Regions from separate parts of the Homo sapiens genome. Here region 1 is linked to region 2. Evidence: chromatin contacts called from ENCODE POLR2A ChIA-PET data. All regions are on one chromosome and are shown on one strand. Each heading gives the region's core, a stretch centred on a gene start or an enhancer-like site at or near the end of the contact. The rest is flanking DNA. Distances are from core to core; before and after follow the strand shown.

Region 1 (6,728 bases), core at 3,086-5,585, 2.4 Mb after region 2:
TGAATTGCTTGAAGTCAGGAGATCGAGACCAGTCTGGGAAACATGGTGAAACACTGTCTCTACAAAAAATACAGAAATTAGCCTAGAGTGTTGGTGTGTGCCTGTAGTTTCAGCTATTCCAGAGGTTGGAGGGTCACTTGAGCCCAGGAGGTTGAGGCTGCAGTGAGCTGTGATTGGAACACTGCACTCCAGCCTGAGTGACAGAGAGAGACCCTGTCTCAAAAACAAAAACAAAAGGCCCCCAAACAATAGGTATCTACTTCACAGGGTAATTGAAAGGATTTAATGAGATAATTTCTGTTATTGTTGCTATTATTATTGTTGGTGCCAGAAATGTGAAAATGAGAAGTGAGAAAGACACTCTGGGAGGGAAGCCCAGCATAATGGATACTGACAACATGGTGAACTAAGTTGTAAAATGAGGTATGTCAAAGCACAGCAGTAAGGTTTAACTTTTGAAGAGAAGAATAAAGAAAACTTCACCAAGGAGGTGCCCAAAGAGGAATTTAATGGGAGTTCACCTGATGAACACAGATAAAACCTCTGTGTTAGAAACTATCCCATTACTGGGTATATACCCAAAGGACTATAAATCATTTTACTATGAAGACACATGTTCACATATGTTTATTGCAGCACTATTTGCATTAGCAAAGACTTGGAACCAACCCAAATGCCCATCAATGATAGACTGGATAAAGAAAAGGTGGCACATATACACCATGGAATACTATACAGCCATAAAAAAGAATGAGCTCATGTCCTTTGCAGGGACATGGATGAAGCTGGAAACCATCATTCTCAGCAAACTAACACAGGAACAGAAAACCAAACACTGCATGTTCTCACTCATAAGCGGGATTTGAACAATGAGAACACATGGACACAGGAGGTGAACATCACACACTGGAACCTGTTGGGGGGTGGGGGACAAGGAGAAGGAGAGCATTAGGACACATACCTAATGCATGAGGGGCTTAAAACCTAGATGATGGGTTGATGGGTTCAGCAAACCACCATGGCAAATGTATACCTATGTAACAAACCTGCACATTCTGCATATGTATCCCAGAACTTAGAGCAAAATTTTAAAAAAGTAGAAAACAATAGAGAAAAATATTTGAAATAAAGGATTTTTTTTAATAAAAAAAAAAAAAGAAACAGGCTCATCACTTTCCTCTCATCACGGACTCTCCACTCATGAGGCCTCCATTTCTGATATTTTACACCTCCTGTTTCCTCCCATTCCTCCTCCTCATTGACACAGTCATGCCAGTTTCCTCTATTCTTTTCCACACCACCCTCCTGGGCTCTTCCACCAGCACCTGAGCCGAGTGCCTGACTCCTATCTCCTCTTCCCAATCTCCCCCACACGCTGTTGCCTCCACAGAGATTAATCAGGGCTCAGGAGAGGGGGGAAAAAAAAGACTTTTCACTGTCTACTCTTGGGATCTTTCCAATTTTGTATCATGCATATGGATTACCCATTCATAAAATATGAAAGAAATTTAAAAGTAAATGAAAAACGGAGATAAAGCCTATATTCCTTATCTATTTTGTCTCATCTGAGTGGGCAACTTGGGAATCTTCCCGACCTAGAGTCCAGAATCTGCTGGCTCTGCCATATAAGGTTTTCCTCCTTGTAGGGAAGAGACATAATGGCTTCTTAGCCACCTCAAGCAGGTCTACCACTTTTCCCAGACAGCAATTGCAGATAGGCTTTGGGAGAAGAAAACCGGTAATGACAGCTAGTCTTCTGTTTGAAGTCCCTCTTTGTTTAGAAATCCCGTTTGCTTGGCTTTTAAGTTTTTGAGAAATAGGAAGAAAATGTTTCATCCTAACCCAGATAAGGCAAAAACAATTTGTGTCACCATGAGCTGGTGATTTCAGCTCCTTACCTAAGAAGCCTTGCCAGGTTTGAGGTCTAAGGCAAGGGCAGGAAGCAGCGTGGGTAAGGCTAGGAGTAAGACCCTTTCACTCATTTGCTCTGTGGTGTTCACAATTTCTGTTTCTTTCTGATCAAAAGACTCCAAAGAGTATGGAGGCTGCTACAGTTTTCACAGGCCCTCCCACAGTGGACTGAAGAAATCATGAAATTGCCAGACCTTTCTAAACCCTGCACAATATTAAGCACAAAGTGATTAAACAGAAGTGACTCTCAGCACCGTTGAGAGCCAAGATCTTTAATCGCATCCCACAGGCCGTGCCCCAGTGCTTGTCCTGGTGCTGATAAGGGGCCCCTTTCTGCTCCTCACCAAGGCCTGGCTCTTCCCAGGCCCCTTTCCCCACCCCCAAACATAGCAAAGCCCCAGGGCCCACCTCTGCCCCTGGAGCAGCATTCAGAAAACCAAGGTACATGACTGCCAAGCCAAGGGGCAAGAGAGGGTGCAGGATCAGGTAAGTGAAGACAAGAGAACAGGCCAGAGGTGGGATGTGGATCTAGGAAAAAATGCTGTGGTCTGTAAGAGAGAAATCTGAGTTGCAATCAGCAAGAAAATGTGCTTCTAGCAATGGCCCTCCCTCTGTTCACCAATCTTTTATAGTTGCCAGTTTATCTCCCTTCTCCTCCCCAAGTCACAGTCTGACATTTGTCATCATCTTTTTTTTTTTTTTTTTTTTTTTTTTGAGACAAGGTCTTGCTCTGTCATCCAGGCTGGAGTGCAGTGGTGCAATCACAGCTCACTGCAGCCTGCAACTCCTGAGCTCAAGCTATCCATCTTAGCCTCCTGAGTAGCTGGGACCGCACCTGGCTAATTTGTTTTATTTTTGGTAGAGATGAGGTCTCACTATATTGCCCATGCTGGTCTTGAACTCCTAAGCTCAAGCAATCCTCCTGCCTCAGTCTCCCAGAGTGCTGGGATTACAGGCATGAGCCACTGCACCTGGCCTCATTGTCTGACACTTGTCAACCCAATTTCAGGTTATAAACTTGAGCCAGTTACAAGCATTTATCCCTGTATGGAGGGAAGCTTTGACGTAATTAATAGGTCTTCTAAAAGGTTTCTTTGGTTTCTAAACAAGATTTTCTTTTCCCATTGTTGAGTGTTTAATATGTATATATGTGCATATATATATGCACATATGTGTGTGTGTGTGTGTGTGTGTGTGTGTGTGTATAGTTGTTGTTGTTATTGTTGTTGAGATGGAGTTTTTCTCTTGTTGCCCAGGCTGGAGTGCAATGGCGTGATCTCGGCTCACTGCAGCCTCCGCCTCCAAGGTTCAGGTGATTCTCCTGCCTCAGCCTCCCGAGTAGCTGAGATTACAGGCATGTGCCACCACAACTGGCTAATTTTGTATTTTTAGTAGAGACGAGGTTTCACCATGTTGGTCAGGCTGGTCTCGAACTCCGGACCTCAGGTGATCCGCCCACCTCGGCCTCCCAAAGTGCTGGGATTACAGGCGTGAGCCACTGCGCCTGGCCTAAAATACTGTTTTTTTTAACAAGTGAAAGTAAGCATCACCCATGCAAATGTCAATTGACTTGAAGCTGGCGGAGGGAGGGATGCCTTCTGTCTTGAGACCTCAGTGCATGCTGCACATCAGGGAACTGAGGGTTCAAAAGGCAGGAGCAGGGCTTCTTCAAGGCTCCTACCCATATCTTCTTTCCTAAGGCAAAAAAAATTTCAAATTAGTGTTTGTTTTTCTTTCACTATCAAGGGCTTTGCATTTTCAAGCGAAGTGCCTTCTACCAAGAGGAATGTTATAATCCAATTCAAGGGGATTTCAGCTCACGAAAGAGGATTAGGAGCCATTGGGTAGATGACAAGTGGCAGCATATTTCCTATCAAGAGCCTCTTAAGATTTTTTTTCCCTGACTGGGAGTTCTGCTGTCTCTACCGTAAGAAGCTCAGAAGAGACATATTAGAGACACAGGCCGCCTTCTCTCCCCAGTGCCCCTGCCACATTGTCTTGCTATTTGCTGCAGATCATAAGAGAGTGCATGGCCTTTTCACACTTTGAGGCAAAACAAAAATGCCTGAAAACAAAGACCAAAATGATAACCAACCCCCAGGCTCCTGGGCATAGGTAGGAAAATGAACAAGATCTGAACCTAATCTGTTCTGATTGCTATATATCTGCACCTGGCCAGCCACCTTGTCCCAGAAAAGGGTAAGACAGGGAACATTTTTTCTCCTGAAATTTCAGCTTGGAACACATTCCAAGCTGGCTTCTCAGGCAGGAGCTGTCAAACAAGATGCAAAGAGACACCAGCAACAGAACCCAGGACGACGGAGCCCAGTTCCCTGGCAACTGCCTACCCAGGCCTGGCTCTCCCCCAGAGCTGGGCCTCCCATAGCATTCTTCCCTGTGATGTGTTACCTGGAAGGAAGGGTGAGCAGACAGACTTTTCCAACCTCCCCTCTGACTCACAGAACAAAAGAGGGCTAATTGTTTTTCTTTTGGATGAGCATGTAGACCATGAAAAAAGCAGCCTAGTGAATGACAGAGTAGGGACTTGGAGTCAGCCCTGTCTGGGCCTGGTTCTCACTATTGCTTTCTAGCAGCGTATACTTCTCCAAGCACTAGATCCTTCGCCTGAAAGGAGAAGAGGAATAATACCAACTTAGTGGGTCACTATCAGAGTTAAAGCAAATATGGCACAGGGCAGGGCCAGACTTAATAAATGTCTGCTAAATTTGAATTATCAACTGTAAAAAATGGGCAGAGTCTATTACAACCAACTGAATTTGTGCGATTCAGGTTGCTTTCAGTTTACTTTATTTTTATGGTTTCTAACTCCGTTGGAGTTAAAAGAAGATGGAGACTTCCTCCTGTATTTCTTCAACTTCTAAATAAGCCTCCTGTTAAATTCACAAGGAGAAAGGCCATCATCTAGACAATATCCTCTTGGCACCCTCTAGAAAGCTACTTGCTTGTATGATCAATTTGTCCTCACAACCAGGTTAATTTTCAGGCTCCCAGGAGCCAGCGTGATCATTTCAAACTGCACTGTTTCAGGGTTTAGGTGACAGGCTTGTGCTTTGGTCCTCGGTTCTATCAGACCTTTCCATCAGGCCTTTCTCTAATGCTCCCACCCCCATCCCAGGAAGGCTGTGAACTGAGGATGCTCCCCTGAGTTTAGGATGCTTAGAATGAAGCTCTCACTTCTCCTCCCTCTGAGTACCTGCCCTAGGGCTTGGCTGCAAACCAAGACCCTGGAACCTCGAAACAAGCCACTCCCTCTGCCTGCAGCTGAGGTGGAAAACGTCCCAATGTTACCAGTAAAACGATTACATCTTTTACTCATATGTTTTTCTCCCTGTGTATTTCTGCCAACGCATTTTGAACTGAACAGGCTTTTTAAAATGCTTTTCTGCCTTAATTCTCTTGCCTCCTTTTTCCTGCTCCCCCTTCTCCAGCTTTTGTTTATTGGTTTGGTTTGCTTATTACTGCATTGCAATGATAGCCCCAGTTACTAGTCGGGGTATAAATAGGACATGCTTCTTTTTTGCCAGGACGAATCAAGAGTTAAAATAAAGAAGCAGCTGTTTTTCACTCATTCATTTCAGGACATTTACTGAGCAGTGACTGTAGTCAGGTTACTCTGCTACGGAAATGAAGATGAATATGGCATGGCTGGCTCTCAAGGAGCTCAAGGGTTGGGGCAGGGACATTGACTCCAGGATTTGTGAATAGGATTCAGAGGGTCTGTGACCCCTGAAATTATAAGACAAAATTTTGTGTGTATATACATGCACACACACGCATGCACACATGCACGCACACACACACACCCCATCTGTATACATATTATACATATATACACATATATATGTATATATATGTGTATATATATATATACAGACAGTGAATTTTTTCAGGGAGAAAATTTCATAGCTCTTATCATATTTTCAAAGGCATCCAGAGTATAAGACAAATGGGGTTAGGAAGCAGTAGGCTAAGAATTATTGGTCTACAAGGAGATACGGACATATGAATGAATCGTTAAGATGCAGTTTCTTGCAGTCCCCTTGATTGACTGATTCTCTCTTTCTCTCCACATCCAATCTGTCAGGAGATCCTATTGGCTCTATCTTGAAAATATATTGCAAATTTATTATCGCCTCACCACCACCACCACTACCACCCTGGTCCGCACTATCATCTCAGCCTTGAGTATTACTTCTGCCCTTGTCCCTGCAATGTATTTTCGACACTACAGAAGCCAGCCCAAGCCTTTTCAAGGATGAAGCAGATTATTTCACTCCTCTGCTCAAAATGCATCAAATGCTTTCCTGCTTACAAAGGTTAAATTCCAAACACCTTTATGTTCCAAAGGACCAATGTGCTATGTCCCATCTCTTCTCCTTCTCTGACCTGAGCTCTGACACATTCCCTTTCACTCAGTCATCTCCAGAGTTGCTTCCTGCTATTCCTCATACATCCCTCATAAGTGCCTCAGGACATTTGCACACCATTGCCTCTGCTTGCAACTCTCTTCCCCAAATGTCAGTTTGGCTTACTGACACTTCATTCAAATCTCTGCTCAAATGTCACTCGATTAAAAATATCCTTCATGTCCACCCTAGTTAAAACAGCACCCCATTTTCTCTCAACCTTTGTTTTCTTTTTCGTCTGATATTAAATTATGTATTTGTTTATTTTCATATTGTCTGTACACACACATACAAGAATGTAACCTCCTTGAGATCAGGGATTTTGTTTAGTTTATCACTCTATCTGCAGCCCCGGGTCTATAGAAGCTGCTTAATAAATATCTGTCAAAT
Region 2 (6,273 bases), core at 198-2,697:
CAAGGATTATTAATAACCCCACTTTAGAGATAAACAGACACAGGTTAACACATCTCGCTAACACCTCTTGTAAGTGAAAAACCAAGTTCAGAGCCCAAAAAGTTTGACTGCATAGCCCATGTGTCTAGCCATTACTTGGGTGTTCCTGAATACTTTTAATTCCCCAACTACTAAAAAATCTCGTTACTAGGAGTTGGGTTATGCAGCGAAACGGATGAACAATGGATTATAACTGCCAGAAAGTCGAGGGTCTCATACTAGCAACAGCATAAAGCCCTGCTTCTTATTGGGAGCAAAAAAGCAGATTCTCCTTCCACAGTCTCCTTTTGGATTTTGCAACGGAGAACTCTGTGGAGCTGCTGGTTCACGTAAAAGATCAGGATCCCTCTCGTTGCCAGAGGACACAGAAGAGTAGGAAGCTTTTGTTTTCAGAAAGAAGGTCCTCAACCCCACCTCTTCGAAGGTGTTTCCCCGAATTTCTCGAGGACAAAGAATCTGGACTCCTTTGAGAGTAAAGTTTCCTTTCCACTCCCTGAAGAGCGGGGAAAACTTCCGTCTTTAGTCTCCTTCCGGTTAAACTGACAAGTATCACAATCCTTTCTCCCCTATCTTCGGGCGGTTCCGGCTGGGAACAATACCCTCAGGGTCAGGAGGACAGGATCTGAGTGCAGGCCAGCCAAAAAGGTGGGAACAGATGCTCCTTCCAACACCTAAATGCTTTTTTAAACGGTCACCTGGATGTGCAGCCAGGGCCAACTATCCCTCAGCTCCTCCCTGTCACAGGTGCGCGCTGCCCACAGATTGCCACGACTGGGGGGCTCCCTACCAGTCGCAGCCCACCCTCGCCTCAGGTCTTCTCTCGCGTCCCCGGGCGGCCGCCTGCGCTAACGACCACATGAAAACGTCTCAGCACCCAACACCATCTCTCTATTTCATCTCCATCAGCGATGGAGAGAACGGATTTTGCCGCGGCTGGGCTGCACAGCAGCGCCGCGGTCCACAGCAGAGCCCGCGACCGCCATCTTAGGCAGTTCCAGGAAGCGGCCATTTCAGAGCGCACCGCTTAGCCGCGGCGGCGGCTCTGCTTCTCACCTTCACCGAGGCCTGAACAGGGTCAACAGCCAGTCGTCGTGGACTGGAGGGGGAGGGGAGAGAGGGAGGGGAATGAAAAACAAAACAGAGAGGAAAGAAGGATTCGGGGACAGGGTGATGCTCTCAGCTCAGGGATATCGCCTAGGCCATCTCCATAGAGATCCGATTCGCGGCTGGCGCGGTCGCCGGTCTGAAGATAAATTTAGCACTCTAGAGCACCCGAACCCTACAATCTTCACGAGCGACTCTGCCGCCGCCCAATCAGCGCCAGATTTGCGTCCCGCCACCAATCCGCGCTGAGCAGCGGGGCGGGACCAAAGGAAAGGACCAAGCTCGGTTGAGGCGCGGCCCAGCCGCAGCCGCAGTCACAGCCTCAGCCGCAGCGGCCGTGCTACCTAGGTGATAGCGGAGCGGCTGGGTAGGAAGCAATTGTTCTCAAACTTCACTAGCCCCGTCGGCGCGGACGCTTGTCGAGAATGCAGATTCCTGGGTACTGCCAGATACGGTTGGTGATCTTGTAGGGCTGGAGTGGAAGCCATGAATCTGCATTTTCATCATTTCTGGCCCTCTGCCCGGGCTGGGGTGATTCACGGGGATTCGTAGTGGCCCCAAAGGAGCACGCAGAACCTCGGCTGCTGTGCATTTATCACCTCTTTTGTTCCCGGAGGCCGCACCCCAGGTCCAGTTTACACAGCTGCCAACTCCTTTTCTTGGTTCCCACTGGAATCTAGGAAGAAAACTCGCCCTTTACTTCTCCGCCCCACACCCGACGACGGAGTGTCTAGAGGTCTGGTCGGCCTTGGCTGTGCGGAGGGCTAGGCCTGACGAGCGGGCGCTGATGCGGCGCAGACCCCGCCGGACCTCTTGGTCGGCCCGGGGTAGGCTGGGGAGCCGCGGGAACAGGACTGGATAGGGAAAGCGGCACCGCAGCGTCCACGGGCAAGCTGAAAGTCCGCTTGATGTCTTTGCATCACAGTGGCGCCCTCCCCGCAGGAACGCCCGGCCGCCTGCACCGAACGTTTGCCTGCAGGGAACGGCCAACCCGCCCTGAAATACTCTTTTTGTGGGCTGCAGCTTTCGGGTATTTTAAGCCATGGTTCTGTGCCCTTCCTTGTTTTCAAAAACACCACAGCCAAAGGCTGCGGGTTGTGTGCTTTCATTTTGTGTTAAGTTCTGTGGTGGAGACCTGGAGTCTGTTTTTCCAAATAGGCACCTTGAAATAGATACGCTTCTTAAGCGGGGAAAGTACGAGTAGGTCCTATTATTTGCAATGTTTTAGCCTTTCCAGACTCCGTACAAATGACTAAATGAAGATTGGATCGTATTTTCAGGCACTGCACCAATGATAGAAAATTCTCAACTTGGGGTCAAAAGCAAGGGCAGCTTTCGTTTTTCTTAAATATGCTTCTGATCAAATATCTAAAGTGTTGAAAGAAACCTAACCCTTAATAGCACAATTTACAGGAGTGCATAATTTCCTAGGACTGACATTTAGTTCCAAATGTTTTAAAGTCAATTACAACATCATCTCACCCTATAGTAAGCTGTCCATATATTCTCATTATTATTTTTAAATTATTTCTATTAAATCAGCTTCATTTGAACTTTAACCATAAATGCATAAATCGTTTTTGGGAAGGGGGTACAGTCGCGCTTGAAGAGCAAGGGATTTTGTCATTGCGGGAGTTGTCTGGCTTCAGAATAATATTGGAATAATATATTTTCGTGTTTCATATTTTAGAAAAACCTTTTACATATGTGCTCCCAAACCAATCTTTTTTTATTTTTTATTTTTTTTATTATTATACTTTAAGTTCTAGGGTGCACAACTTGCAGGTTTGTTACATATGTATACATGTGCCATGTTGGTGTGCTGCACTCGTTAACTCGTCATTTACATTAGGTATATCTCCTAGGGCTATCCCTCCCCCCTCCCCCCACCCCACGACAGGCCCTGGTGTGTGATGTTCCCCACCCTGTGTCCAGGTGTTCTCATTGTTCTATTCCCACCTATGAGTGAGAACATGTGTTTGATTTTCCTGTCCTTGCCATGGGCTCCCAAACCAATCTTTACACATCTTGTTTACATCTTCATGAAGAGGGAAAACCCAAAATATTAAACTGTTAGGCAGAATAGTGTTTAAATAAGTACATCTAAAGTTTAGGAATTAGGTCCTGATATGATTTGACTCTGTGTCCCTACCCAAATCTTATATCGAATTTTAATCCCCACGTATGGAAGGATTAAAGTGATTGGATTATGAGGACGTTTTCTCCCATGCTGTTCTGATAGTTAAGTGAATTCTCACACGATCTGATGGTTTTATAAATGGTAGTTTTTCCTGTGGTCTCACATGCTCTCTCTCACCTGCCGTCATGTAAGACCTGCCCTGTAAGACGTGCCTGCTTCCCCTTCCTCCATGATTGGAAAATTTTGTGAGGCCGCCCAGGCATGTGCAGCTGAGTCAATTAAACCTCTTTCCTTTATAAATTACCCAGTCTCGGTATTTCTTTATAGCAGTGTGAGAATGGATTAATATAGGGCCCCAAATCTGAAGTGTCTCATAATTAAAGTTCATGAAACTTAACTTTTTTTGTAATCGTTTTGTCAAATTATTACAGAATGTTGATGGGACAGATAAGAAAAAATACAGACAATGTAGAACTCAGACCAGTAATACATAGCTAGCATTTATTGAATACATAATGTAGGCCGGGGAGCTATTGTATACGCTTTTTTTGTTTTTGTTTTTGTTTTTTTGAGTCAGGGTCTCACTCTGTTGCCTAGGCTGGAGTGCAGTGGCACGATCTTAGCTCTGTGCAACCTCAACCTCCCGGGCTCAAATGATCTTTCCACCTCAGCCTCCTGAGTAGCTGGGACTACAGGTGCATGCCACCGTGTCTGGCTAATTTTTGTATTTTTTTATAGCGATGGGGTTTTGCCATGTTAGCTAGGCTGATCTCAAACTCCTGGCCTCAAACGAGTCACCCGCATTGGCCTCCCAAAGTGCTGGGATTACGGGTATGAGCCACCAGGCCTGGCCTATACACTTGTAAATTTATTAAGTCTTTTACTGTTCACAACAATTTTATCAGTTGATTAACCTTATTTTACAGATAAGGAAATTAAGCACAAAGAGGTAAATAACTTGCCCCAGTTCCAAGAACTAATTAGTGGCAGAACCTGGATTAGGTGTGATGCTGGTTGTGGGAACTACAAACTGTGTTTATGTGCATACTTGATTTATATTAGGCAGAAAACTATTGTGAATAATATTACAGTAATGTATTAGGTAAGGAGGCTGAGCCTTACCATTAAAAAGGACCCTGATCAGCCACCAAGAAGTCCTTGGCCAGGCATGGTGGCCAATGCCTGTAATCCTAGCACTTTGGGAGGACAGGGCAGGAGGATTGCCTGAGCCCAGGAGTTTGACACCAGGGCACCATAGCAAGACCCCATCTCTATAAAAATAATAAATGCATAAATAATACATAAAATAATAATAACAAGAAAAAGTCCTCCATTGTTCTAATCTCTAAGACCAACTTTTCTCTCCAATTCTTCTGCCATCACTCTGGGCTTACTATCAATTTCCTTAACCAATCTCTTAGCTACCAGACAATCTCTATCAAATTTATCCTACACACAGAAAAGCACTTTATCTAAAATACAGACATTAAAGTCTTTTTTTTTTTTTTTTGAGATGAGGTTTCACTGTTGCTCAGGCTGGAGTGCAGTGATGCCATCATGGCTCACTGCAGCCTCAACCTCCTGGGTTCAGGTGATCCTCCCACCTCAGCCTCCCGAGTGGCTAGGACTACAGGCACGCACCACCACCACCACACCAGGCTAATTTTTGTATTTTTTGTAGAGATGAGGTCTCGTCATGTTGCCCAGGGTAGTCTTGAACTCCTGGGCTCAAGTGATCCTCCTGCCTCAGCCTCCCAAAGTGTTAGGATTACAGGTATGAGCTACTGTACCCAGCCTAAAGTCATTTTTTTACTCAAAGTTATCCCCTTTTTGGCATGATCAACTCTTTAACTGGGCATTTAAGGTTTTCATTAAACTGGTTTTGCTTTTCTTTTTTACTTTTTACAGAGACAGGGTCTTGCTATGCTGCCCAGGCTGCTCTCAAACTCATGGGCTCAGGCAATCTGTCCGCCTCTGCCTCCCAAAGTGCTGGGGTGGCAGGCATGAGCCAGCCACCACACTGACCCAAAACTGTTTTTGCTTTTAAAATTTGTTTTCAATGTTACACAGTGACAGTGCTAGGTGGGAAGTAAGGCAACTATGGACAGGAATGTCTGGAGCTCCCTCTCCTTAGCTAGTGATCTTGTGATGTGTAGTTTACTTGTTCTGGCTTAAAGGCCCAAGTTTGAGGTATTCTTTTTGTTGTTTTGTTTTGATTTTAATTTTTATCCAAGCAATGCAAGCATAGAGTTTAAAAATTCAAGTAGAACTAAAAATATTATAGACAATAACAAAAAAACATTTCTTGGCTCCTTCTTCAGATGCAATCCCTTGTAACATTTTATGCCATTCAGGAGTTCCAGACCAGCCTGGGAAACATAGCAAGACCCTGTCTCAAACAACAACAAAAACAAATCCAGTAACTCTTAGGTTTGTGAAAATTGTCAGAATCAAGATAGAGTCACTAGTGTGGGGGAAAAAAACAAACAAACAAAAAAACCCAGACAAATAGAACCCAGGAAGGCCATTAAGAGGATTCTCATGCACAGATGCCTGCTAACAAAAACTGTCACAAAACACTGCAAAACCACAACCTTGCACAAACGCTGTCAAAATCTTAGACAAAAAATAGTTCTTCAAGGACATCTCCCCAGCAACTCCCTGTGCAGTCTTGGGCTGCTGTCACCCTTGTTACTGATCTTTGTAGCCAAAGATAATTATCTCAAAATAATTATTATAATCCTCCACATTTTTTCCTTTAAAAACCTTTGTCTTCCCTTACCTCCCTGAATGTGCACATAGTTTACTATGGCACACATATTCCCACTGGAATGCTGTATTCCCAAATAAACATCGTTTTCTTCTAGAGAGCCTCCCTCTGTTATTTAGATTGAAAGATTAATACTACTGTTTTTAGTTTCCACTTCCCTGAAGCAGGAAAAAATTTATATTCCTCTACTTGTGTAAGAATTTGCCTATGCAAATGTTAA

What was found. ChIA-PET counts read pairs that join two places held with the same protein, here RNA polymerase II (POLR2A).
Region 1: POLR2A ChIA-PET joins it to region 2 with 15 read pairs in BJ. The contact joins the enhancer-like site here to the promoter of ZBED5-AS1 in region 2. POLR2A ChIA-PET finds 5 or more read pairs at or near these places in 2 of 52 experiments (BJ and PC-3).

Annotation. Positions count from the first base shown.
Region 1 is chr11:13,218,161-13,224,888 of GRCh38, forward strand. No RefSeq gene overlaps it. Among named protein-coding and RNA genes, the nearest start is that of BMAL1, 56 kb to the right of the region's middle. Within about 2 kb of position 4,336, at least 3 of the 41 ENCODE cell types and tissues checked have a DNase peak (open chromatin) inside an H3K27ac peak, as active enhancers do.
Region 2 is chr11:10,856,770-10,863,042 of GRCh38, forward strand. It overlaps ZBED5-AS1 (ZBED5 antisense RNA 1), which reads left to right and starts at 1,448. Exons shown (of 3, transcript NR_034137.1): 1 at 1,448-1,597. ZBED5 (zinc finger BED-type containing 5) reads right to left here and starts at 1,284. Exons shown (of 3, transcript NM_001143667.2): 1 at 1,093-1,284. RefSeq lists enhancers at 950-1,329, 1,483-2,120, 1,630-1,719, 2,121-2,756.